5 separate regions of the Homo sapiens genome follow, and all the other regions are linked to region 3. A link is a contact called in ENCODE Hi-C or POLR2A ChIA-PET data. All regions are on one chromosome and are shown on one strand. The core of a region is the stretch at or near the end of the contact, and the rest is flanking DNA. Distances in the headings are between cores, read along the strand shown.

Region 1 (4,638 bases), core at 597-3,096, 990 kb after region 3:
TGCCCTGCTGACCCCAGCATGTTCATGCTGCGTCTACAGTGGCCTATGCCAAGGGGTGGTCCCTGGGGCACACCAGACCTCCTCTTCTTCTCTACAACAGTCTTGTGTTAGCAAGGCCAGTCCAACATGACTGGCACCAGAGCCTTACACTATAACACCTTTCTTCTTGGAAAGGCCCCAGGCACCAAGCGCTGTCTGTGAAGAAGACTGGAGAGCCAAGATGTAGAATTAGGCATGTGTGTGGGCTGAGGGCCCAGTGCAGCACATGGAACTTTGTAGGTGAAGTTTTCTGCTTTCCCTGGTTCTAGATCTTTGTATCTCAGGTCCTAGGCTCTTCCCAGTTCTGGAAGATCCCAGTGTCTTTCTCTGAGCTTCCTTTTCTTTTAGAATTGCATGTTCAAGGACCTTTAACAAATACTCAACTCCCTTAACATTTTTTTTTCTAATTTCATCTAAATGTTCACCTAAGCTGTTCATTCTCTGTCTTCTAGAAGTTAGTGAAACAGAATTATCAGAACCAGGCTCTCTTTTGGATGCAGTTGGTGTTTCTCCAAGGTGCTTATTACCTGTTACGGTTATTGCATGCTGGGACTGAGGTATAAACACTTCTGCTCAGGAGACCGAAGGCAGGTTAGGGGAGGCTGTAGGTACCTAGTTGGTAGAGTTTGCTGCAGAATCCTGGAAACAATATTTGGTCTAGGCTCAGACAGCTCTAGTTCAATGCCAAGATCTGCCTGGTATTAGCTGTATGGCATAGGACATGCCATTTATTGTTCCTTCAGTTTCTGCATCGTAAATAGTGATGATTTCAGGATTGTTGTTAGATTATGAGGAATATGGGAGAGTGCTTTGTACACTGTAAACACAATTACAAATGTAGTATGTTTTTCCTGTGCACACTCAGCAATTTGTATGATTAACTCTTTTGCATCTCTGCTTCTCCCTGTTGCTCTAGTTTGTTCACATCCAGGGGGCTAGATCAGACAAGCCTACACAGCTAGTAGCAGGTACGAGGAGGCATCGGATTGTGGCAGCTTCTTCTCTCCAAAGATGCCTCATGTCATTGTGCTTTCAAGGAAAAACAGCAAAGTATTTTTTTCGTTTTTTTTTAATTGGTATGTTGATATCTACTGGCGTACATTTTGTGTAACAATAGGCAAATATTAGGATTGTTAAGATGTTAGAGTAGGGAGAAGGATGCAGGGAATAGAGGACAGAGATAAATTTTACAGTTTGTGAAGATATGCGTGTTCACATCTTGTTTTGTTTTTCCTTTACCCAAACAAATAAATAAGAAAAACTGCCCACTTTGCTCTCTTATCTACCCTTCCTGTGTTCTCATTGGGGCAGAGCTCTGCTGGGGAAGGAAGCGGCCACAACCCCAGGCATTTACTACCTGTTCTCCCCACCTGCTATTTGAGAGAAGTTTTCAAGCTGAAGTTCGTACAGCTGCATTCACTTGGACATGAATATCTGGGAGTTCACGGGTTTGTCTGCCCCTTTGGCCTGAGAGAGCTGGGCGGAAGCCTCCTTGACGTCTGTGTTGACTCTCTGTTTCTCTGGTTTTTCTCTGGCCCAGTTTCCTGTTCACCTCTGTCCTCTGCTGTCTGGTAGGCTTGACTCATAGGAAACCACAGCCAAGTCACCTAGTGGTCTGAGTCACTGACCTTTGGAGCATCTCTTTCTTAAAAAACAATAAAGACAAAAGTAAGTGCCTAAGTAAGTACTGCATTTTGCAATAGATTTCAGCTAAGTATTGCACTGAACGGTTAGTTCTGGGAAGTCCCCACTTGTGACTTATTTTTGGCAACTGTGCTATAAGCAAATCATTTTATCTCCTAGCAACCGACTTCCCTCTTCCCTCCCTCCCTCCCTCCTTTGTATCCACAAGTGTTTGCTGAGAACCCTTTGTGTCCAGGCACTACATTAGGTTCTGAGCACAAAATGAAGACATAGAATGGTCCTCAACAAGCTGCTGATGCCCATAAGAAAGAGGCCTGCAAACATGTGTAAACAAGTGTGACAAGTTCACCGGCAAGGGGCAGCACAGGGTGGCACTGAACTCAGCCTCGGTATTGCCCTGACCACATGGCTGCATGTGAGCATGCCAGGTGAGGTGAGCAGGAGAGATGTTCTAGGCAGCGTTGGATGATTCTCTGTCACATTCCTTTGTGGTCAACTGAATTGCTCTCTTCAACTGCAGCTTTCACTGAGGCCACTTGAGGTTGCACAACTCCTTCCAGACACAGGTGAGCTCCACAGAGGGAGGATATGGACAAGGGGCTAGATTGGAAGGAAGATGGAGGAGAGTGATCCTTACAGCCCTGACATCGGTCAAGGGAGGCTAATAGCAGTGACCTTCCCCATCAATGTCATGTGGACTGGACAGCAATGACCAGGTGATCCATTGGTGGGGAAGTGTCCCCACAGGGACAATGGGGAACAGTCTATTCAGAAGGGACAATATGCTCGTAGCTGATGCTTTTGGCACCCTGTAACAAATCCCCTCAGCACACCTATGATTTTGTCACAGATCTGGTAGAGAGTGCAATGTGGGTTCCCATGACAATGCCCTCTTGAAACATGAAAAATGCTTCCCTGTTTTTTTGCCTCAAAGCCATCTCTGAAACTGGGAGCCCAGTCAGCCCCCAAGCAAGTACAACCTGCAAGTATGGAGAGGTAACGCCCTAGGAGCCATCTCTAACCAGTGAAGAATGAGAGCCAGTAAGCAAGTCTAGCCACTCCTCTTTTGGAGGGAACATTCTAGAAGGCATTCTGCACACTTGCCAAAGGTCACAGAAGAATTGAGCCCCTGTTGCCCAAAGCAGCAACCTTAATGATGCACACTCAGTGGCTTTTCATTCTTCCCTGTCTCACTCTCTCCCTTTTCTTTCACCTCTGCTTTTTGGGATCTCCTCCCAAATAAACCACCTGCACCAAGTCCTTGTGTCTAGTCTCAGGCTGTGATTTTAAGGGAGCCCAAACTAAGAGAGCAATATTATTAAAATTAAAGTTTTGAAATGAAAAGCATTTGAAGGTCCACTAGCAGTCTCCTTAAAATACCACCTACTACCTTTTGGTATTACCATTTATACCTGAGCCAGAGGAAAGGAGAATTCCAAAAAAGGCCTTAAAAACCCTCTGACCCACAGGAAATAGCTGCCATCTAGTCAGGCTGGGCAAAGGGCTTAGTAATACAGAAAGTGAAAAGGGGCTCATGGGGGCCTTAGCAGGGTGACTCAATTTAGTGGGTGAGAAGGAATTCTTGTTTAACTTAGGGGAAAACTACTGGGTAATATTCTTTTCCCTAGTCATAATGGTTACATTAAAAAAAAAAAAAACCCACATCGCTAGAAGGGCTAATGGTTAAGAAAAGATTGGGACAATGAGGCTCTATATGAACTAAAACGCTTATATTGTTACATTCATAAAAGCATGTTGAATTAAGAAAATAACAGGAATTTTATAGTTTGAAAATGAAAATAAAAGTTAATAGACACAAGGCTTCAAGATGGCTGACTAGAGGCATCTGGTACTTGCTTCCTCTGCAAAGAACTGAAACAGTGAGTGGATAATCACACTTAGAATAGATCATCTAAGAGGGAACACTGGAATGCAACAGGAAAGCGATAGGAAACACCTAAAGCAAGGAAGGAGAGGAAAGCAAGGCAGCCTGATTGGCTAGGAGTATGGAGAGGCTCTCCAATGCAGGAAAAGGGTAAGTCAGAGACCCCCAGTGGTCTGCATTCCCAACACAGACTCCTGCAATCCTAGCCACGAAAGAACCTCTTGACCACCAAGGCTGAAGTGCAAGCTGCTGCACATTTTCATGAGCCCTGAGGATAGACACTCCCACCTGCCACTGCCGCTTGGGGCTGAAATACATGCTCCCCAGCCACCTGCCTACTGCTTCTGCCACTCAAAGCAACCCTTCCCTCCCTAGGAGGGCTGCAGTGAAGCTGCTGCCACCTGCACTCATGTAAGCATTCCTCCAGAGCCTGAAAATCACCCAACCCCTGCCTACCACAGCCAGCACCTGCATGTGCAACCAGGTCCTCCTGGCCCAGCTTCACCCTCTCCAATGCCCAAGCATGCTTCCCGGGGGCCTGAGGATTACCTAACCCCATCCACCATCATTGATACCTAAGCACTCCTCCAGAGGGCTTGAGGTTGAGCCCACCCAATGTGTCACTACCACTACAGCTGGCACCTACCCACACATGCCACATATGGGCCTGGGGACTGGCCCACCCATCCTGTTGCAGCCACCCGCAATACCAGTGCAGGCTGCTCAGGAGCCAGACAGTTGTTCCACCACTGATACTGCCATTGCCCATGTCATGCTTGCTGTTCAGGGTCTGAAGCCTACTCACCCATCCACCAGGTCCATGATGGCAACTACTAGCACCTGAGCAAGTCCTCAAGGGGCCCAAGAATTGACCCACCTGAACCTGTGAACACTGATGCCAGTGTATGCTGCCCTAGGGCCCAAGGACAGGAATGCTCAGTTTGCCACTGCCATTGCTGAAGCCCATGGACTGATTTACCTGGTGTTTCCATCCTCAGCAAAACTTCACCACAGCCTCCATTAACAACTGCACCCTAAGCCACAAATACCACTGAATGCTGTTTATAGCC
Region 2 (4,457 bases), core at 1,232-3,731, 620 kb before region 3:
CCCCATCTCTACTAAAAATACAAAAATTAGCTGGGCGTGTTGGCAGATGCTTGTAATCCCAGCTACTTGGGAGGCTGAGGCAGAAGAATCACTTGAGCCTGGGAGGCGCAGGTTGCAGTGGGCCGAGATTGTGCCACTAAACTCCAACCTAGGCCACAGAGTGAGACTCAGCCTCAAAAAAAGTCTGTGTTCAGCCCAGACCTCTACATTGACCTGCAACCTGTATATGCACCTGCTGTGTTGACATCTGTATTAGTCAAGGTTCTCCAGAGAGAGAGAACCAATGTGATATCTATATATCTACAATATAGATCTATATCTATAGATATATGGGAGGGGATTTATTAGGGGAACTGGCTCACATAGTTATGGAGGCTGAGAAGTCCCACAATAGACCATCTACAAGCTGGAGAACCAGGGAGGCTGGTAGACTGCTTCAGTTCAAGACTACCCTGTCTTAGACTTGGCCTCAGAACCAGGGAAGCTGAATGGTGTATCTCCCAGTCCAAGGCCCAAGCCGGGAGAACCTGGGGAACCACTGGTACAAGTCTTGGAGTCCAAAGGCTCAATACTTGCTAAATGAATAAATGGACGGACTCTACTACCTAATCTCCTAGAGTTAGGAGATTAGGGGAACGGGGAATTCTGATGCCAAGGGCAGAAGAGGGGTGTCCCAACTCCAGAGTAGAGAATTTGCCTTTCCTCTGCCTTTTTGTTCTATTATGTGGTGCCTGCGCATATTAGATGAGGACAGATCTTCCTTACTCAGTCCATTGACTTAAATGCCAATATCTTCTGGGAACACCCTCATAGACATACCCAGAAGTAATGTTCCCCCAGCTACCTGAGTATCCCTTAACCTAGTCAGGTTGACATCTAAAACTAATCATCGCAAAATCCTAACCAAGTCTCAAAGGTGCCTCAAATTCAACTTGTCTAAGATGGAGCTCAAGATCAATCTTATCTCCTCTTCCAGTGTTCTCCATATCTGTGAATCCCTGCACCATCCATCCATTTATCCAAGGCTGAACAGTGGCATCATCCTTGAAGCTGCTTCATCGCCCCTTCACATCCAACTCATCACCAAGTCCTATTGATTTTGCTCCTACATTTCTCTGCAGCCTTCTTAGATCTCTTTTTCTTCACTCTCACCCTAGTCCACACTCCAGCTCCATTCTCTCTTGCCCAGATGACTGCACTGGCTCCCAGGCCAGTCCCACCATAGCTCTGTTGAGACTTCTCCATTTTGATCTGCACTTTAGCAGCCAAAGTGAGTTTTATAAAATGCAATTTTGACCAGTGTTCTATGGTCCTAAACTTTCCACTATGGTCCATAAAATCCTACATGGTCCTGCCCCTTCTATTCGCTCTAGTGGATCTCACTCCACTCCTTTATTCTCTAAACTCTGAGTTTCTTTTCTTTTTGTGGTAAAATGTACATAACCATTTTTAAGTGTGCAGATCTGTGGCATTTGGTACATTCACATTGTTGTGTGATCATCACTACTATCCATTTCCAGAACTGTTTCATCTTCTCCAGCTGAAATTCTGTACCTATTAAGCACTAACTTTCCATTTCCCCCTTTCTGGGTTTCTTTTCATCCCTCAAAGGAGCTCTGCTGCCTTCCACAGAGTTCTTATATACATGCTAATCTCTCCATCTGAAACACACTTCCTCTCCCCTTTGCCTAGTTAGCCTCCTGTGATTCCCAACACCAGCCTAGAAGCTTCTGTAAATTCTCCCAAAACCCCTGCTCCTCCCTGAAGAGCAGTTTGTATTTATACAGGTGTTTGATTGTTTGAAGGGTGCTCTCACCCTGCCTCCTCTCTTAACATAGTTTTTCGTGTCAGGAATTCCTCGCTTTGTCCACAACCCCTGGCACATAGCAGGTGCTCAATACTTGCTAAATGAATAAATGGACGGACTCTGCTACCTACCTAATCTCCTTCCAGCCAGTCATCCATCTGTGGGTGCCTCGGTCCCCAGCTTGGGGTGTGTCCCCCTGGGTCGGACTTTGGCGCCCCATCCAGGCTGGCAGTAGGTTGTGCTCTTTGGTTTGCCTATCTCGGGCCTCCCGCCCAGCCGCGCGGACCGCAGAACATACGCCCCGGGCGTTATCACTCTGTCACGCGGAGCCTCCCCGCCTCCAGACGTCAGTCCGGTTGCTACCCCGGCAGGAATCGAGCTTAGATCACGAAGGCTCCTTCTCACCTCCGGACGTGAGAATTACAGGCTTGGATCTCAAACCGCCGCGGTGAGAGCCGGGAGGTGGGAAGAAAGTTGGGAGGCGCGCGCCCCCGTCACACTCCCTCTCCGTTTGGGTCGCAGCCCTTTAAGAACCACTACGTTCGCGCCTTCGCCGGGACGGGGGCTGTGGAGGCGCGCCGGGATTGGTCGGTTTGGGTGCGGGTGTCGCTTAGCAGCAGCGAATGCGGGGTAGGGGGGAGGTGGGGTGGCTCAAGACTCGCGCACGCGCACCACGGCCTACCTGCGCCTGGGCTGCCGGTGACCTGGGCCGAGCCCTCCCGGTCGGCTAAGATTGCTGAGGAGGCGGCGGGTAGCTGGCAGGCGCCGACTTCCGAAGGCCGCCGTCCGGGCGAGGTGAGGGCTGGCGGGCGGAGGCGGGTGCCGCGGCCCGTTAGCCAAGAGCAGGCGGGTTAGGGTGTGGCGCAGGGCGGGCCCAGAGGTGGAGGCGGCCCAGGGCCCACCCGGCCCTCAGTCCCGGCCTTGACCATGGGGCTCCCCACGGGGCTTCACTGGGCTTCTTGGAGTCCTCTGTCCCCTTTCTCCCGTCAGCCTGTTCCCGGACCCCGGGGCCACCCAAGGCACGCGCCTGCAGGAACCCTGGGCTGACAGATGGGCGCCAAGGGCTTCTCCCAGTTGGAAGAGATGGGGAGTGAGAAAGGGGACGATTGTTTCTTTAACCATTCACGAAGCTCACGTCAGAGCATTGTTTAATCTGAATAGCAAACTTCCCTTAGCATGCCCGTGTTATTAGACTTTAAATATTGGATACACTGAACCAACTTTTCAGAGCACTAGGTGTAGGACGTTCCATTACAGGTTTTGTGTTCATTACAGATTTACACATGTACCTCCAGAGCCAGAAGGATAAAGCACTCGGGGAAAAATTAGGTTTGTAGAAATAAAAGCCACGGAAGACTATTGCCAGTGTGAAAAGTAATTGGTGAAATTTGTGACATGGTCAGAAAAAAATACAGCTCAGAACCAACATATAGGGTAATATTTAATTACATTTTGCAGAGAAGAGTTGATCCCACTAAAGATAATTTTAGTAAAATGAAAAATGGAAGCAACTGGAAATGGTTTAACGTTGCCAGATAGAATTAAATAAACAAATAGTGTTTCCTCTGGAAAGTACATTTTGGACAATGTTAATAGCTCTGATTTAAGTGTTTGCATTTGCAACAGAAGCCATCTTGGAGTCAGTGTTTTTTATTCTTAGAATAACTTAGAAATCAACTAAATTCAAAAAGTAACATGATCATAGAGAGGACAACCTGACTTCAAGGTAATACAGTGGATAAAGAGCAGTTGTAACAAGTGTAATCTCAGGCTCCTTCCTCTACCAACAGGTCTCTGATTAGCTTATTAGTGCTCTAAGGAGAAGAAATTATTTTAGAGAAAGGGAGTAGCTGTAATTCCCAAAGTTGGATTTGTAGAAGAAGGATGTGGTGGAAAGATCCTAGGCTTTAGAATATTTGAAGTAAGGAAGTCTGGGTTGAATCTAGCTTTACCTCTTGAGCCTTACAGCTGCAGTTTTCCCACCTATCCGGTATAGATTATGTCTACCTTATAGTTACAAGCATTTAATAACATTATCAGTGTAAAAGGTCCTATCAAGTTTAGTTCCCTACCCCTCTTAGTTCCTAACAAATGACGAAACTGACCTCTACCCTCCTCTTCACTCCATCCCCAAGCAACTTGGAGCCTTAATAGAATCTACAGATTTGGTAACCAGTTCTCAAGTCCTGTGGCTGAAGGTGAATTCAGTAAGGGTGGCACAACTCAGTTTTGTCTTCTGTATTGTGTATTTGAGTCTTCTGTATTCTGTATATACTTTATGGTGAACACTTTGTGTTTGAATATTTGTGTGCCAAATGAAGCCTGTTTTGTCTAAATTCCTATTTTGCAAGGTGCAGTCATCTCTCTCTTTCTCTCTGTTTTTCTCTTTCTTTCTGTCTCTCTCAGCCTCTCTCTCTCTCAGTGCATGTGGTAGGGGCTTGAGGAGGGGTTAAGGGTAAAAGGTGGAAGAAAAAACAGGATCAAGGGTAGCCTGCAGCATAGGCATAAAGTCTTTGTTAATAGAACAGAGATAATCTATGACATGAGCAGTTTATAAACAGATGCTGGGAAGAAGATTTAGGAAATAAGGGAGGCAAATTAAAATATGTTTTTATAAAACCTAGTAACACGGATGCTGTGTATTTGATTA
Region 3 (4,606 bases), core at 21-2,520:
TACTAAAAATACAAAAATTAGCTGGTGTGGTGGCACACGCCTGTAATCCCAGCTACTTGGGAGGCTGAGGCAGGAGAATCACTTGAACCCAGGAGGTGGAGGTTGCAGTGAGCCGAGATTGCGCCACTGCCCTCTAGTCTGTGTGATGCAGCGAGACTGTCTCAAAAAAAATATATATATATATACGTATATGAGTATATATGTATACATAAGAGTATATGTGTGTGTGTGTTTGTCTATGTGTGTGTATATATATATCAGGATAAAATACTTCAATGTCTTTTGGGGCCTGCTGCCATGTTGGTATCTTATTGCTGCAAAAAAGTCTGTTTTGTCAGTCTTAAGGTCTCTGTTTAATGTTAACGCTGGTCAGCTGTGCCTGTATTCCAACGGGAGGAGGGTATAATGAGGCCTGTCCCACCCCATCTTCCCATCATTGCCTGAGCTAGTTCTTCAGGTTAACTTTGGCGTGCCTTTGGCCCAGAGGAGGGATCCACTCAGTTGGTAGGGGGGCTTGGAACTTTTATTTTTAGTTTACACAATCAACTTGAGATCAGAGTGTCTCATCTGTTTCCTCCATCTCCAAAAAGGAAGGTAATTCACAGCCTTCTCTTTTCTAAATGGTGAGGACCCCGGGGCCCCTGCTTCTGAGGCGTTGGTTATCCAGACTATGCCACCATGTCTACCTGAGCTCCCAGAAGAAGCCAGAAAGAAAAGAATGGAAGGAAACAGAAGGACAGTGGGAACGGGAAGAGAAGAAATGACGAGGTCTCAGTTCTCCACACTCTAGCCTCAGCACCCACTTAAGATTGAAGAGTAGTCCCTCACGGGCTCCCACTTCGGACTCTGGCCAATAGGAACTGAGACTCTTAACCAATCAGCGCTTTGCGTTTTTCCAGCGTTCTGCGTGCTGCCATGGAGATGGAATGAGCAAATCCAAACATAGAGGGATGGTGGGCCGACCACTATGACTGTTACTCCAGCACTTCCCGCCCCAGTCTCTGGCCTGTGGGCTCGTCCAAAGGCAGGGCGTGATGCCCTTTGGGTGGAGGGAGGGGCCCTCGTGGTCTCTCACTTCCGGGCCCCAGCCAACAGGAACGGAAACTGCACAGCCAGTCGGCTTCCTGAGCTTCTTCCGGCGTTCTGTGTGCTGCCGTGGAAACCGTATGGACGAATCCAAACCTGGAGGGGCGTCGCCTCCGTAAGGCTGGTCGGCTTCTTCCGCGCGTTCCGCTTTGCTTCACTGCTTTCTCCCCCATTCTTGGGCCTGTGGACCTGTCCTGAGGCAGAGGCCGAGATGCGCGCAACCGCGGGAGCAGCCAAGTGGACTGGACTCTTTTCTTGACTTAGCTACCAGGTGCGTGGCAGTGGCGGTTTTAGTAGCTACGAGTCTGAGTTCGTGTCTGCCTAAGCGGTCGCGGAAGAGCGCGCAGGCCTGCCGGGGCGGGTGGGTGGTGGCGCCTGGCCGCCCTCTCTCCTTCTGCCAGTGGACCCCGTACCCCCTGCGCTCCCCTGCTTTGCGCTCGTGTTAAAAAAGCCGCCCGTTTTTATCCGGGCGTTAGTTAAGGGCACACGGGACGCCTCTTCTAGGACCTGGGTGCAGCGGGGAGAGAGAGTGCTTGTGTGTTTCGGCTTGGGAGATGTGCTTTATGGACGCCATCTCTTAACTTCCCAGAGCGGACCGCGTCTTCACCGCCCTGCAGCGCTTCCTAGGCTCCCAGCCGGTCTCGCGGACTGATGCCTACGGACGTAGCGAGGCCGCGAAAGCCGCCGATTCGCCCGCCGCGAGTTGCCTGGGGAGCGGGGGGGGGGGGGGGGGGGGTGAGTGACTACGTAGCGCCCCTGAGTCTGTGATAATTGAGTCTGTGAAGTGCGGCGAGGAGGAGCACCTATGGAGTGCTTAGTGTGGCGCGCGCCATCGGTTACATCTCGGGGTTGATTTGGCTGGCATTTCGCAGACTTGAGCGCATCCCAGTCACCCCAGGGCGTGTAGTAACACAGAAGGCCAGGCCCTACCGCCGTAGTGTATGATTCCGTAAATTTGGGGCAGGGCCGATAACTTTTTCTTTTGTATTAAGTCCCAGGTGATGCTCATGCTTCTGGTGCGGGAGTCATGATTGTGCTGAAAGTGGGCACCTGTGCGCTCTTATCACCTGTTCGCTCTCAGCGTTCCTTGAATGTAGGACCTGCCCCCGACTCTTAAATGCCTCATTTGCACCTGTATGTGATTTGCTCTGCCTTCTGGCTTCTTAGATGCTTCTTAGGTGAACTTGTGAATTAAGAGAGACTTCCTTAGGAGCACTATAGGTTAAGAGACTAAACTGTGGTTTCTGGGAAAGCACACTCGAGTGAGAAAACCATGAAGAAACCTAAGGAAGTGATGACTACGAAAGTCAGGGGGTGGTTAACTTTTGGGGATCAGGAGGGGTGGTGATTGAGACAGGCTCACAGAGGGGCTGCTTGTGTGGCTGGCAAAGTCCTATTTCCTGACTTTGGGTGGTGATTAGAAGGGTGTCCCTCTTTAGTAATTCATTAAACTATGTATTCTGTGGAGTTTTCTGTACTTGTGTTTTATTTTATAATTAAGAGGTTACAGCTTTAAAAATGAATATTAGGAAGTCTGTAATGGGGAACGTGTTTGGACTGAGTCAAAGAATCTTAAAGTCATGGAATTTCAACTATTAATAAGTTATTGAAAGATAACTTAGTGCCAGGCGCGGTGGCTCACACCTGTAATCCTAGCACTTTGGAAGGCCGAGGCAGGCGGATCACTTGAGGCCAGGAGTTCTAGACCAGCCTGGGCAACATAGTGAAACTCCATATCTACCAAAAACACAAAAAATTAACTGGGTGTGGTGGTGTGCCAGAGGCTGAGGTGGCTACTCTGGAGGCTGAGGCACGAGAATCGTTTGAACCCTGGAGGTGGAGGTTGCAGTGAGCCTAGATCTTGCCCCTGCACACCAGCCTGGGCCACTGAGTGAGACCCTGTCCAAAAAAAAAAAAGAAAATCATTTGATCCAATTCTTATTTTACTCTAAGGAAACAGCCTTAGAGAGGAGAAATGCTTGAAAGTAACAAACCACCCTATCTAAGCAGATTTATAACTAATGTGTTTTGTTAATTTCAGACTGAAATTGTCCACATGTGACTTGATGGTCAGATGTGACTAAAGATTAAGGAAATGAATTTGGCCTAAATCAAATTCAAAATTTCAAGATGGGCTGGATGGTGGCTTGCACCTGTAATTCCAGAATTTTGGGAGGCTGAGGCAGGAGGATTGCTTGAGCCCAGGGGTTCAAGACCTAGCCTCCTTTAAAAAAAAAAAAAATCAAGATTTTACTTAATTTTTTCCCTTGTAGCCTAAAACCTTATTTTCAAGAAATCAGTTATACATACTGTATGAAAACTTATTTTATCATCTTATCCTGAGATATCCTAATGTAGACAATTTGTGAACACTTAAGGTTTCTGATTATATTTTTTCTGGCTTAGTAACTTCCCATCTTAACATACTGTCAGTTTAATCTTATTTTGGTTATAATACATACCATATAGCTGGGACTACAGGCATGCACCACCATGCCAGGCTATTTTATTTGTGTAGAGTCGGGATCTCACCATGTTGCCCAGGCTGGTCTTGAACTCTTGGCTTCAGACAATCCTGCCTCCACCTCCGAAAGCGTTGGGATTACAGACATGAGGCACTGTGCTAGGCCAGGATTGGTTCTTTTTAATGAATGGGTTTTAGAACGAAGAGGGATGTAAAAAGGACTTAGGGAAACCGTCATTAAAAGAAAGATACTAACCAGTGCCTTTTTGTTTTTAATTAATTAATTATTATTATTTTTTTTGATATGGAGTCTCTTGTCACCCAGGCTGGAGTGCAGTGGCGCAATCGGCTCACTGCAACCTGTGCCTCCTGGGTTCAAGCCATTCTCTTGCTTCAGCCTCCGGAATAGCTGGGATTACAGGCGCCCGCCACCATGCCTGGCTAATTTTTTTTTTTTTTGAGATGGAATCTTGTTCTGTTCCTCAGGCTGGAGTGCAGTGGCGCGATCTTGGCTCACTGCAGCCTCCGCCTCCCGGGTCCAAGCAATTCTCTGCCTCAGCCTCCCGAGTAGGTGGGACTACAGGCGCGTGCCACCATGCCTGGCTAATTTTTTGTATTTTTAGTAGAGATGGGGTTTCACTGTGTTAGCCAGGATGGTCTTGATCTCCTGACCTCAGGTGATCCACCCTCCTCGGCCCCCCAAAGTGCTGGGATTACAGGCGTAAGCCACTGCACCTGGCCTAATTTTTGTATTTTTAGTAGAGATGGGGTTTCGCCATGTTGGCCAGGCTGGTCTTGAACTCCTGACTTCAGGTGACCTACCTGCCTTGGCCTCCCAAATTGCTGGGATTATAGACGTGAGTCATTGCACCCTGCCCATAAATAAAAGTTTTAATGGAACTCAGCCATATCCATCCCTTTGCTTATTGTCTCTGGTTGCTTTTGTAGTTCAAGAGCAAAGGTGAGTAGCTGTGACAGAAACCATAAGGTCTGTAAAATCTAAAATGTTTACCCGCTAACATTTTGTAGAAAAAAGCTTTCCTCTCCTAGAACAAT
Region 4 (4,645 bases), core at 1,462-3,961, 840 kb before region 3:
CGGTTGACCTTCATATTGAAGGCAGTGGGGTTTATCCTATAGTTCCTGACTATCCCTACTTATCTTTTAAACCCTCCAGTTATTGCAGCATTTACATCTTTCTTCATTTACCATTATTGAATTTCTATTGAGCACACAGGCAGCATTCAAGGAGATACCAGGATCATCCAGACAAAATATGTGCCTTCAAGGAGCTGAAAGCTACCATATAATCAAAGTATGAAGTTCTCTCTTTTTTTTTTTTTTTTTTTTTTGACAGAATCTCTCTCTGTCACCCAGGCTGGAGTGCAGTGGTGCGATCTTGGCTCACTACAAGCTCCGATTCCCGGGTTCACGCCATTCTCCTGCCTCAGTCTCTCCAGTAGCTGGGACTACAGGTGCACGCCACCACACCCGGCTAATTTTTTGTATTTTTAGTAGAGACGGGGTTTCACTGTGTTAGCCAGTATGGTCTCGATCTCCTGACCTGGTGATCCGCCTGCCTCAGCCTCCCAAAGTGCTTGGATTACAGGCGTGAGCCACCGTGCCCAGCGAAGTATGAAGTTCTTAATCATCCATAGCATGAAATGTTTCTTACATGTATCTTAATTATGAGATGAACGATTTTCAAAATCCTGAGCCCATGACATTTAGTTCCTATCTGTATGACGAGCACTTGGTAGTCTGCCTTGTTTTGTGGTTATATCAAGAAACTCTAACTTAATCACAGATTTCTCCATGGTGCAGTTGTAGATGCTTTGCATCTGAGGACTAAGCTCTGATTTTTTTTATCATGCCCAAATTCCTATCTAAGGGGTCTGGGGAGTCATGCCCCACAAATAATAAGTTATCATCAAATGGGTTTTATTTAACTCTATATATCGTGACTTACTTTCCAACTTGACTCTGGCATAACATTATAAGACAAGGAAGAAAATAAAAATATTTTACCCCAAAACATATTTCTTTGCCATATCTTGAAATGGCCATACAAAGCTGTCCTTTGCGGGGAAAAATTCTCATCTGTAAAGAATCCCTATAACATAGCTAGATCTTTTTCTTCCAGGCCCCCCAATCCTAAAGAGATTAAAAGTCTAGCACCTTTCAAACATCTGAATAGGAAACATTTGTCATCTATTGTCTCTAAAGGCAGCCACTACAAGACTTCAAAAGAACCTTGGTCTCCACAATCTTTTATCTTAACTTGAACATTCCCTTTCTGTTGATCCCAGGTCTTCAGACAAACTCAACCAATTATCAACCAGAAAATGTTTAAATTTACCTATAGCCTGGAAGCCCCCTCCCCTCTCGCCTTTGAGTTGTCCCCCGTTTCTGGACCAAACCAATGTATTTCTTAAATGTATTTGATTGATGTCTCATGCCTCTCTAAAATGTATAAAACCAAGTGTGCCTGGACCACCTTGGGCACATGTTCTCAGGACCTCCTGAGGGCTGTGTCAGGGGCCACGGTCACTCACATTTGGTTCAGAATAAATCTCTTCAAATATCTTAGAGTTTGACTTTTTTCGTTGACCCACCAATTGGCCGGATTATTACTCATTATTTACTTGACAAACACATTAGGAGCCCTGTCCCCGGAAGCTCGCTGTCACGAGGGGCCTCTGACATCTCCTTCTTGAGAGAAAGGTCGCCTGGCCTGGGTGAGGTCGTAGTTCCCGCGACCCCGTGCTTGCAAGTACTGGCTGCCTCCTACTATAGTGTAAGCTCCAGGAAGGATCCCGCGGGGGACCTGACAGCTCACGGTCCTGGCCGACAACCGCCCTGGGAGCGGAATGGATGGAGCCCGCAGTCGTCCCGGCGCACTGGGCAAGCTCTGCTCCCACTGTGGCAGGCCAGATCTCCATTAGCAACCAGAGCAGCTCTCACCAACGCCTCACTGTCATTCTGATGCATGTATAAGTTAAACATTGGAGAAACTGGTGCCTTAGGAGAAAGGCTAGAATGTAAAGACAAGTCCATTAGGATCCCGCCTGAGCTTTTTCAACCCCTAGAGTTTAATTAAAATAATGGAGTTGTTCTTGCACACCTTGTACCAGGACCCACTTTAGATTATTTCCAAGGCTCTGAAGCAATTGTCTAGACACCTGACCCTATTACCGTTAAAGATTGGCTTGAGTGAAACACTTTGGCTTTCGACTTGTAAATGCACTGAATGTATTTAAGCACTAGAAAAACTTGTATTAATAATTTTGAGTTGGTCTGGTGAGTTACTCCGACCTTCTCCCTGTAACCTGTTGCAGAAATAAACTCCGTTCTTTCCCAGTCTGTCTGCATCTCGTTACTGAACGGCGAGAACAAGCAGTCGGACCCGGGTGGGTCGGGGAACACAACCTCACCCGCAGCCGAAACCCCTCACCCGCATCCCTTCCCGGCCCGTGAGGCGTCCGCAGGCGGCGGCGCTCGGGACACGGCGTTCGCGGTGCTCGCCTCCGCTGCCCGAGGGGAAAAGGGCAGGAGAAATCTGAGGAGTCCTTGGGCCAGGAGCCAAAGCCCCTCAAGTGCCCGGGCGCGAACCCCAGGCGCCGAGCTCTCACGTCTGTCTCCGCCAGTACGCTAGAGCCGGGGTAGTGGGCCAGCACTCACCGGCCCAGCCAATCCAGGACCCGCTCTGCACTGCCCCACCCGCCGCGCACACGCACGCGTCCTTTTGCGGCCGCTGGCCTCTGATTGGCTGGGACGGCTGTGGGTGGGGAGAAGCCGGGAGGACTGGGTGCGCCTGCAGGGATCGGAAGCCGGTTGGGGTGTGAGAGGTTTTCTCGCTCTAGGTAAGCGAAACAAGCCGGGGGACTGCGAGCCAGGGACTCGGGCCGCGGGGCGGGAAGAAGTGGGGCAGCGCTTGGCCAGGCCGAAAGGACTTTGGGGGTGGGGGCTGGGAGTCCGTGTCTCGAATGAGGGAGGAGAGGTGGAGTTGCCGGGGCTCAGGCCCGGCCTCGAGCATGGGCGGATGAGAGGAGTCGGGAGCCGAGGCCTAGGGTCCTTCGGGTGAGGGGAGACGGAGCCAGCGAGGAGATGGAGCAGAAGCTTGTGGAGTGAGTTGCCGAGCGGGGAAGACTCGCTGATGGGGTGGTAATGAGAGACGGGGGCCAGGAGGGTGTTGACTGGGCCCGACGGCGGGGAGCGAGGAGCGGGAGCTTCCCCGGAGCTTGGAACATTCTGAAGAGCGGGCTAAGCGGCAGGCGAGGCGGGATAGGAGAGCGAGCGCTCCGGTCACGGAGTCACGACAAGGTCACAGGAAGAGAGGCGGCGAGGAAGGTCGGGAGGTTGAGGGGAGGGCGTACTAGCAGAGGACCTTCCAGTCCTGGTCTTGCTTTTCTCCCCGACCTGGTGTTTCCTCCACCCTGGGAAAGTGATAAGGCCTAGGGTCCTGTGTAGTGCTTCTGTGACCGAATTAAATTTTTCTCCTGCCGAGTCGGCGGGTTAGAGATTACAAAGCACAGCGTAAGGGCAGAATTAGGAGCAGCCGACATGATGCAGCAGTGATATTCGCCTTTGTCTTAAATTCCCGGAGTGGGAAGCAGCTATTTCCCTCTTCGGAGTAATCCCCACGACAGGGATCCCTGCTTCCGGAAGTACAAAGGCACTTTGGAGTAAGACAGGTTTGGATGGAAAGTTCTAACAGGTTGAAGCGGTGACAACCTGGTCATGAAGCTCCAGCATGACACACATATTTGGAGTCCTGTATACTAGGAGTTCTCTTTGTGCACCAGAGTCACTTGAAGGGGCTTCTTAAAGATTCCTTGAGCTCTGCCCCAGACCACCTGAATCCGGATCTCCATGCTGGGGCCTTGGCAGCCATTTTAAACAAGCTGATGGGCGACTGATGCAAAATCAGTTTGAAGCCAGCGTTGCTTTAGATAGTAATTCCCGTGACAAAATGACTGTGAAGAAAGATCCTTCATTCAACCTGTTACGTCTCCTGATGCTGGACGGCTCATCTTCCCTTAATGCCTCTTTAGGTTCCCTGTGGAAAGGTCTTCAGTCGTGTCTTACTAAGCGTACAGAATTAATTTGTGCTCTCCAAACTGACTTTAAATATCTGGTTACTGGTGCCTTTTTTAGCGTCTATTCAACTTTCTGACAGAAATCTGGGACAACTACTGTGGGTGGATGAGAAAACGATAATGAAGGAAAGTCTGGCAGTGGTGTAGTGAAAAAAGTCTTTTCAAATCACAATTGAAATTGTTAGATGAGTTAAGTCACTGAAGAAGATTCCGTTTACCTTAGGCATGATTTTTTTATATATATCATTCAAAGAGAACAACGTGGGCTTCTGTTGAGTAATGGATTCTTAAATTTTCTAATCAGAATTCTTATCTGCCAATTTAATCTAATTTACATCAGCAGCGTAAGATTGATGCTTTGGCAATATATCGTCAATCAAAAGAACCCAGGACTCTCTATCAGAAGAGCTGGATTCTAATCCTACCCCACCAGACATGTATTCCTTGTACTGAGCAATTCGTATAACCCTCTCACAACCCTTTCCCCACCTGTAAAATAAGGCTATTGGCTTGGATTATTCATCTGATTTGTTACTCTCAAATTATATGATTAGAACTTATTGTTCCTGATACTTAACCAGTTTTCAATTCAGGTGGCTATAAACCATGAATACTTTGGAAACTTCTACGTGGTAATTAGACAG
Region 5 (4,555 bases), core at 1,808-4,307, 810 kb before region 3:
TCCGTCACGTACATTAGAACCACAATGATATCACTACACACCTATTAAAATGACTAAAATAAAAATAGTGACATCAAATGCTGGCAAGGATGTGAAGAAACTGTGTCACTTAAACATTTCTGGTAAGAATGTAAAGTGGAACAGTCACTCTGGAAAACAGGTTTGGCAATTTCTTCTAAAACTAGATATGCAGTTACCATACTACACAGCAATTGCACTCTTGGGCATTTATTCCATAGGAATGAAAACTTATGTTCACACAAAAACCTATACATGAATGTTTATAGCAGCTGAATCATAATTGCTCCTAACTGGAAACAACCCAGATGTCTTTCAGTGGGTAAATGGTTAAACAAACTGGTACATTCATACTAGAACTACTCAGCAATAAAAAGGAATGGATTATTGATACACACAACAACTTGGATGAATCTCCAAGGAATTGTTCTGAGTAAAAAAAAAAAAAAATCCATCCTAAAAAGTGTACATGCTGAGTTATTTCATTTATATAACATTTTTGAAATGACAAAATTTTAGAAATGGAGGGCAGACTGGTGGTTGTAAAGGGTTAGGGACTAGGGCAGGAGGAGGGAGGGAAGTGTACATAGTCATAAAATCACAACAGAGAGATCCTTGTGATAGTATTTGGTATCTTTTTTTTTTTTTGAGACAGAGTCTCACTCTTGTCGCCCAGGCTGGAGTGTAATGGCGCGATCTCAGCTCACTGCAACCTCCACTTCCTGAGTTCAAGCGATTCTCATGCCTCAGCCTCCCAAGTAGCTGGGATTACAGGCAAGCACCACTATGCCTGGCTAATTTTTGTTATTTTTAGTAGATATAGGATTTTGCCATGTTGACCAGGCTGGTCTTGAACTCCTGGCCTCAAGTGATCTGCCTGCCTCAGCATCCCAAAATGCTGGGATTATAGGCGTGCATGAGTCACCATGCCCGGCTAGTATTTGATATCTTGATGGTCATGGATACACAAACTGACACGTGATAAATCAAAAGAAAAGTACAGTTAAATTGGAGAAATCTAAGAGGAGTAGGTTGTATCGATGTCAATATCCTGGTTGTAATATTATACTAAAGTTCTGCAAAATATCATTGTGGAGAACTGGAAAAGTATACAGGGGATCTCTATTATTTTTTACAACTGCATGTGATTCTATAAAAATCTCAATATAATTTCAAATTAAAAAGCAAAAAACAAAGGGCAGTGTCCTACAGATACTTCTGGCTAGAGAAACAAAGTGGGCTGGAATTAACAAACATCTGTATACTGTACATGAGGAAATACTGGTGACCCAGATTGGATTCGCCAGCTTCTTGGATGATAAAATGTCAAGCTTATAAACTAAAGAAAATTCTCAAAAGAATTTTGGGCAGAAAAAAAAAATGGCATGAGAGCCTTAGTGGTGACCGTGGAAAAGTAACAAACCTAGAGGAAAATCATCCCTGCTTTTTAAAAAATGGGTTACTGCAAAAATGATATCCTCGTCAAAAATAATCCTTGGATTGCTGGAGCAAATGTTACCCCTTTCCCAAACTTTCTAATACATACATTCTAGAATGTCGGTTCTGAAATTCTCTTGCATCCTTAATTTTCTCACAGCATGTTCTTATTTTAATGAAAACCTGGCTTTCTGCTAGGATCCATGCTTTCCAGAAGCCCTCTAAGTAGACCTGGCTATTCCTTTTCCTATGCCACATAGTCCCATCGTGGTCATGAGGCAAACGAATGATACTCCCCACTACACACACCATTTAAAAAAAACCCTAATCCTTTGAGGCTCACATCTACCTGAATCCTACTCTTTATCCTGTCTCTCTTTGCTGCCACCTGTATATTATACGTCTCCCACCCTCAGCTCACCAGGCAGCAATTGGAGACCAACGGGAAAGATCCATTTTTCCTTTATCAGGAAACTTCGGGTTTATACCTGCAGTGCTGATGGCAGTCTAGTGCCGTATCTTATGTATGCATGTCTATGGGATGGGTATTCATTCACCTTATGAGGAAAAAAAATAGAAAAACAACTGCCAAGGTTTTCAAATTATGAAGTCCTGGATAAATATTTGGGCAGGAGCTGTGGCTCACGCCTGTAATCCCGGCACTTTAGGAGGCCAAGGTGGGCGGATCACCTGAGGTCAGGAGTTCAAGACCAGCCTGGTCAACATGGTGAAACCCCGTCTCCACTAAAAATAAAAAAATTAGCCAGGTGTGGTGGCGGGTGCCTGTAATCCCAGCTACTCAGGAGGCTGAGGCAGGAGAATCGCTTGAACCTGGGAAATGGAGGTTGCAATGAGCTGAGATCGCACCACTGCACTCCAGCCTGGGCGACACAGCGAGACTCTATCATAGATAGATAGATAGATTAGATAGATAGATAGATAGAAAGAAATCTCCCTTGAATCATCTTTCCTAGAAATTTGCCTCCCACCCCCATATTGCCCTGAAATATAGTAGTGTCTTACATTGGAAGGTGCCATTTAAAAAAAAAAAAACAAGTATTTTCCTTTATGAAAATAAACGATGTTCATTATTTTAAAAATTCTCTAAAGTGTAAAAATAAAAACACAGCACTGCTATTCCACCACCCAAATATAACCACTTTTAATATTTCTATTTCGGTCTTGTTTTAGTGCCTAGTTTGAAATAAACACAACTTTATTTATTTAGCATTGCTATATTGCGTCCTGCTTCCTTCACTCACCATCATAACATGGCCTTTCCCCACACTGTTTTACATTTTTCAAATATATCTGAATGGCTACTTTAAATTTCATGGTGAGATCGTTCGCTTTTTAACTCCCCAACAGGAGAGCGGAATGGGCATCTCTGTGCAGAACGTTTGGTCCACAAAACTTTTTTAAAAATATACTCCAGAAGATTTAAAATCTCCAGCGCACTCGAGATCGTGCTCGCTTGGATCCAGCCCAGCGCGCCATCAGCGCCTCTGTCACTTTCAGAACTCTTGGCGCCCCCTCGGCCCCCGTAGAGTAGCGTTGAAAACGCGCAAGTGACGTCGCTTGTTTCCCTGGTGACGGTTGCCAGGGCAGCGCGTGTCGGCGTCCGGAGGAGGTGACCTAGCCGCCGCGGTCCTAGAAGGGAGAAGTGGAGAGAGACCGCTGTAAGTGCCGGGGAGAGCGGAAGGGCCCGGGCCGGAGCTGGGAAAGCCCGCAGCTGCCGGGGGCGCGGAACCGAGCCCGAGCGCAACCCCAGCCCGAGCGCGCTGCCACTGGCCGGGCGCTCACCGCGTGCTGGGCGCCCAGCGAGGACTCTTCCCCTTCGTCCTTTGAATCTTCACACACAGCCCTCTTCTAACCCAGGCAGACGCTTATTTTCCATGCAGTACATGGGTTAATGAGGCGCAGAGGGTGGGTCGCCTGCCCCAAAGTCATAGCGTAGATGGCACAGTCAGAACTCGAACTCAGGTCCGCCTGACAAGCGCTGTTTGCTGGGCCTCTGCCACTGGGCCCTCTCGCACCGCACTGAAAGATGCGACCCGACGGCGTGCACTTCCGCATCTCCCAGTTCCCCTTCCAGGCCCAGCCCCCACAGGACTGGGGACTCGCAAGAGGGAGTTCCCCTCCAAGCCCGGAGTCCAGCCCTGAGAACCAGAGCATCACCCCGCTCCCATCCCAAACCCATCCCTACGAAGATGCTAGCAGTGCACAGAGCGCCAAACTAGGCATCCGTGGGCGGCCTCCCCACACCTCCAGGCCCCTAGACTGTTGTTGAGAATACTCGAAAAGAACACAGTAAAAGAAAAGAAGAAAGAGAAGGAGAGGGGAAGAGAAAAACAATGAAAAAAGTGGCAGGCCGATGGGGCAAGGGGTCTCAATCCTTCCTCACTGGTCCCTGTCACCTATGGTCCCATATCCTGTGGGATCTTGCTTCCTCATAGGACTCCAGAGTGCATGCCACTCTTCCTACTCCCTGGCTCTAAGTCCTACCTGAGCCAAGAGTTCTTTCCATGCAGCTCTAGCCTTTACTTTATTTTTTTTATTATTACTTTTTTTTTTTTTTTTTTTTTTTGACGGAGTCTCGCTCTATCGCCCAGGCTGGAGTGCAGTAGCGCGATCTTGGCTCATTGCAACCTCTGCCTCCCAGGTTCAAGCGATTCTCCTGCCTTGGGCTCGAGTAGCTGGGATTACAGGCGCCCGCCACCATGCCTGGCTAATTTTGGTATTTTTAGTAGAGATGGGGTTTCACCATGTTGGCCAGGCTGGTCTCAAACTCCTGACCTCAGGTGATCCACCCACCTCAGCCTCCCAAAGTTTTGGGATTACACGCATGAGCCACCACGCCCGGCTTAGCCTTTACTTTTAAAAGAAAATAGACTTAAAGCAGATTTTTAGAAGCATTAAACAAAAAACAGTTCCTTTATGTATTCCGTATTCCCATTTCCTCTGTTGTTAACATCTTACACATTGCATTGGTGTGGTACATTTGTTATCATTGATACAACTATACTGGTATGTTATTACTAACTAAAGTCCATAGTTTACATTAGAGTTCATCTGTTGTTGTTGTTGCTGCTGCTGTATT

The links. A loop is a pair of places that touch in the nucleus more often than their neighbours do. ChIA-PET counts read pairs that join two places held with the same protein, here RNA polymerase II (POLR2A). Pooled maps may share reads with other maps.
Region 1: a map of B cell shows a loop between it and region 3 (10-fold over the local background). The contact joins the enhancer-like site here to the promoter of ULK4 in region 3. A Hi-C loop is called at or near these places in 1 of 168 maps with a recorded cell type or tissue (B cell), 3 of 37 single-sample maps with no recorded cell type and 7 of 50 pooled maps.
Region 2: a map of thyroid gland shows a loop between it and region 3 (4-fold over the local background). The contact joins the promoter of SEC22C here to the promoter of ULK4 in region 3. A Hi-C loop is called at or near these places in 2 of 168 maps with a recorded cell type or tissue (naive thymus-derived CD4-positive, alpha-beta T cell and thyroid gland), 6 of 37 single-sample maps with no recorded cell type and 11 of 50 pooled maps. POLR2A ChIA-PET finds 5 or more read pairs at or near these places in 3 of 52 experiments (B cell, CD4-positive, alpha-beta T cell and PC-9).
Region 4: a map of CD8-positive, alpha-beta T cell shows a loop between it and region 3 (4-fold over the local background). The contact joins the promoter of HIGD1A here to the promoter of ULK4 in region 3. A Hi-C loop is called at or near these places in 1 of 168 maps with a recorded cell type or tissue (CD8-positive, alpha-beta T cell) and 9 of 50 pooled maps. POLR2A ChIA-PET finds 5 or more read pairs at or near these places in 1 of 52 experiments (naive thymus-derived CD4-positive, alpha-beta T cell).
Region 5: a loop to region 3 is called in a map with no recorded cell type, with 15 times the contacts of the local background. The contact joins the promoter of CCDC13 here to the promoter of ULK4 in region 3. A Hi-C loop is called at or near these places in 1 of 37 single-sample maps with no recorded cell type and 6 of 50 pooled maps. POLR2A ChIA-PET finds 5 or more read pairs at or near these places in 2 of 52 experiments (AG04450 and B cell).

The regions. Positions count from the first base shown.
Region 1 is chr3:40,968,844-40,973,481 of GRCh38, reverse strand. No RefSeq gene overlaps it. Among named protein-coding and RNA genes, the nearest start is that of CTNNB1, 230 kb to the left of the region's middle. RefSeq lists a silencer at 1,829-1,878 and enhancers at 1,171-2,370, 4,209-4,638. Within about 2 kb of position 1,846, at least 29 of the 41 ENCODE cell types and tissues checked have a DNase peak (open chromatin) inside an H3K27ac peak, as active enhancers do; they include B cell, where a contact is called at or near this core.
Region 2 is chr3:42,579,991-42,584,447 of GRCh38, reverse strand. SEC22C (SEC22 homolog C, vesicle trafficking protein) reads left to right here and starts at 2,481. Exons shown (of 7, transcript NM_032970.4): 1 at 2,481-2,602. It also overlaps a transcript of SS18L2 not described here. RefSeq lists enhancers at 2,066-2,195, 2,188-3,014 and a silencer at 2,396-2,725.
Region 3 is chr3:41,958,767-41,963,372 of GRCh38, reverse strand. It overlaps ULK4 (unc-51 like kinase 4), which reads left to right and starts at 1,270. Exons shown (of 37, transcript NM_017886.4): 1 at 1,270-1,357. RefSeq lists enhancers at 941-990, 1,141-1,300.
Region 4 is chr3:42,802,556-42,807,200 of GRCh38, reverse strand. HIGD1A (HIG1 hypoxia inducible domain family member 1A) reads left to right here and starts at 2,711. Exons shown (of 4, transcript NM_014056.4): 1 at 2,711-2,765. RefSeq lists an enhancer at 877-1,674 and a silencer at 2,536-2,755.
Region 5 is chr3:42,771,755-42,776,309 of GRCh38, reverse strand. It overlaps CCDC13 (coiled-coil domain containing 13), which reads left to right and starts at 3,057. Exons shown (of 16, transcript NM_144719.4): 1 at 3,057-3,134. CCDC13-AS2 (CCDC13 antisense RNA 2) reads right to left here. Exons shown (of 2, transcript NR_122070.1): 2 at 2,675-3,105. RefSeq lists an enhancer at 2,877-3,046 and a silencer at 3,177-3,336.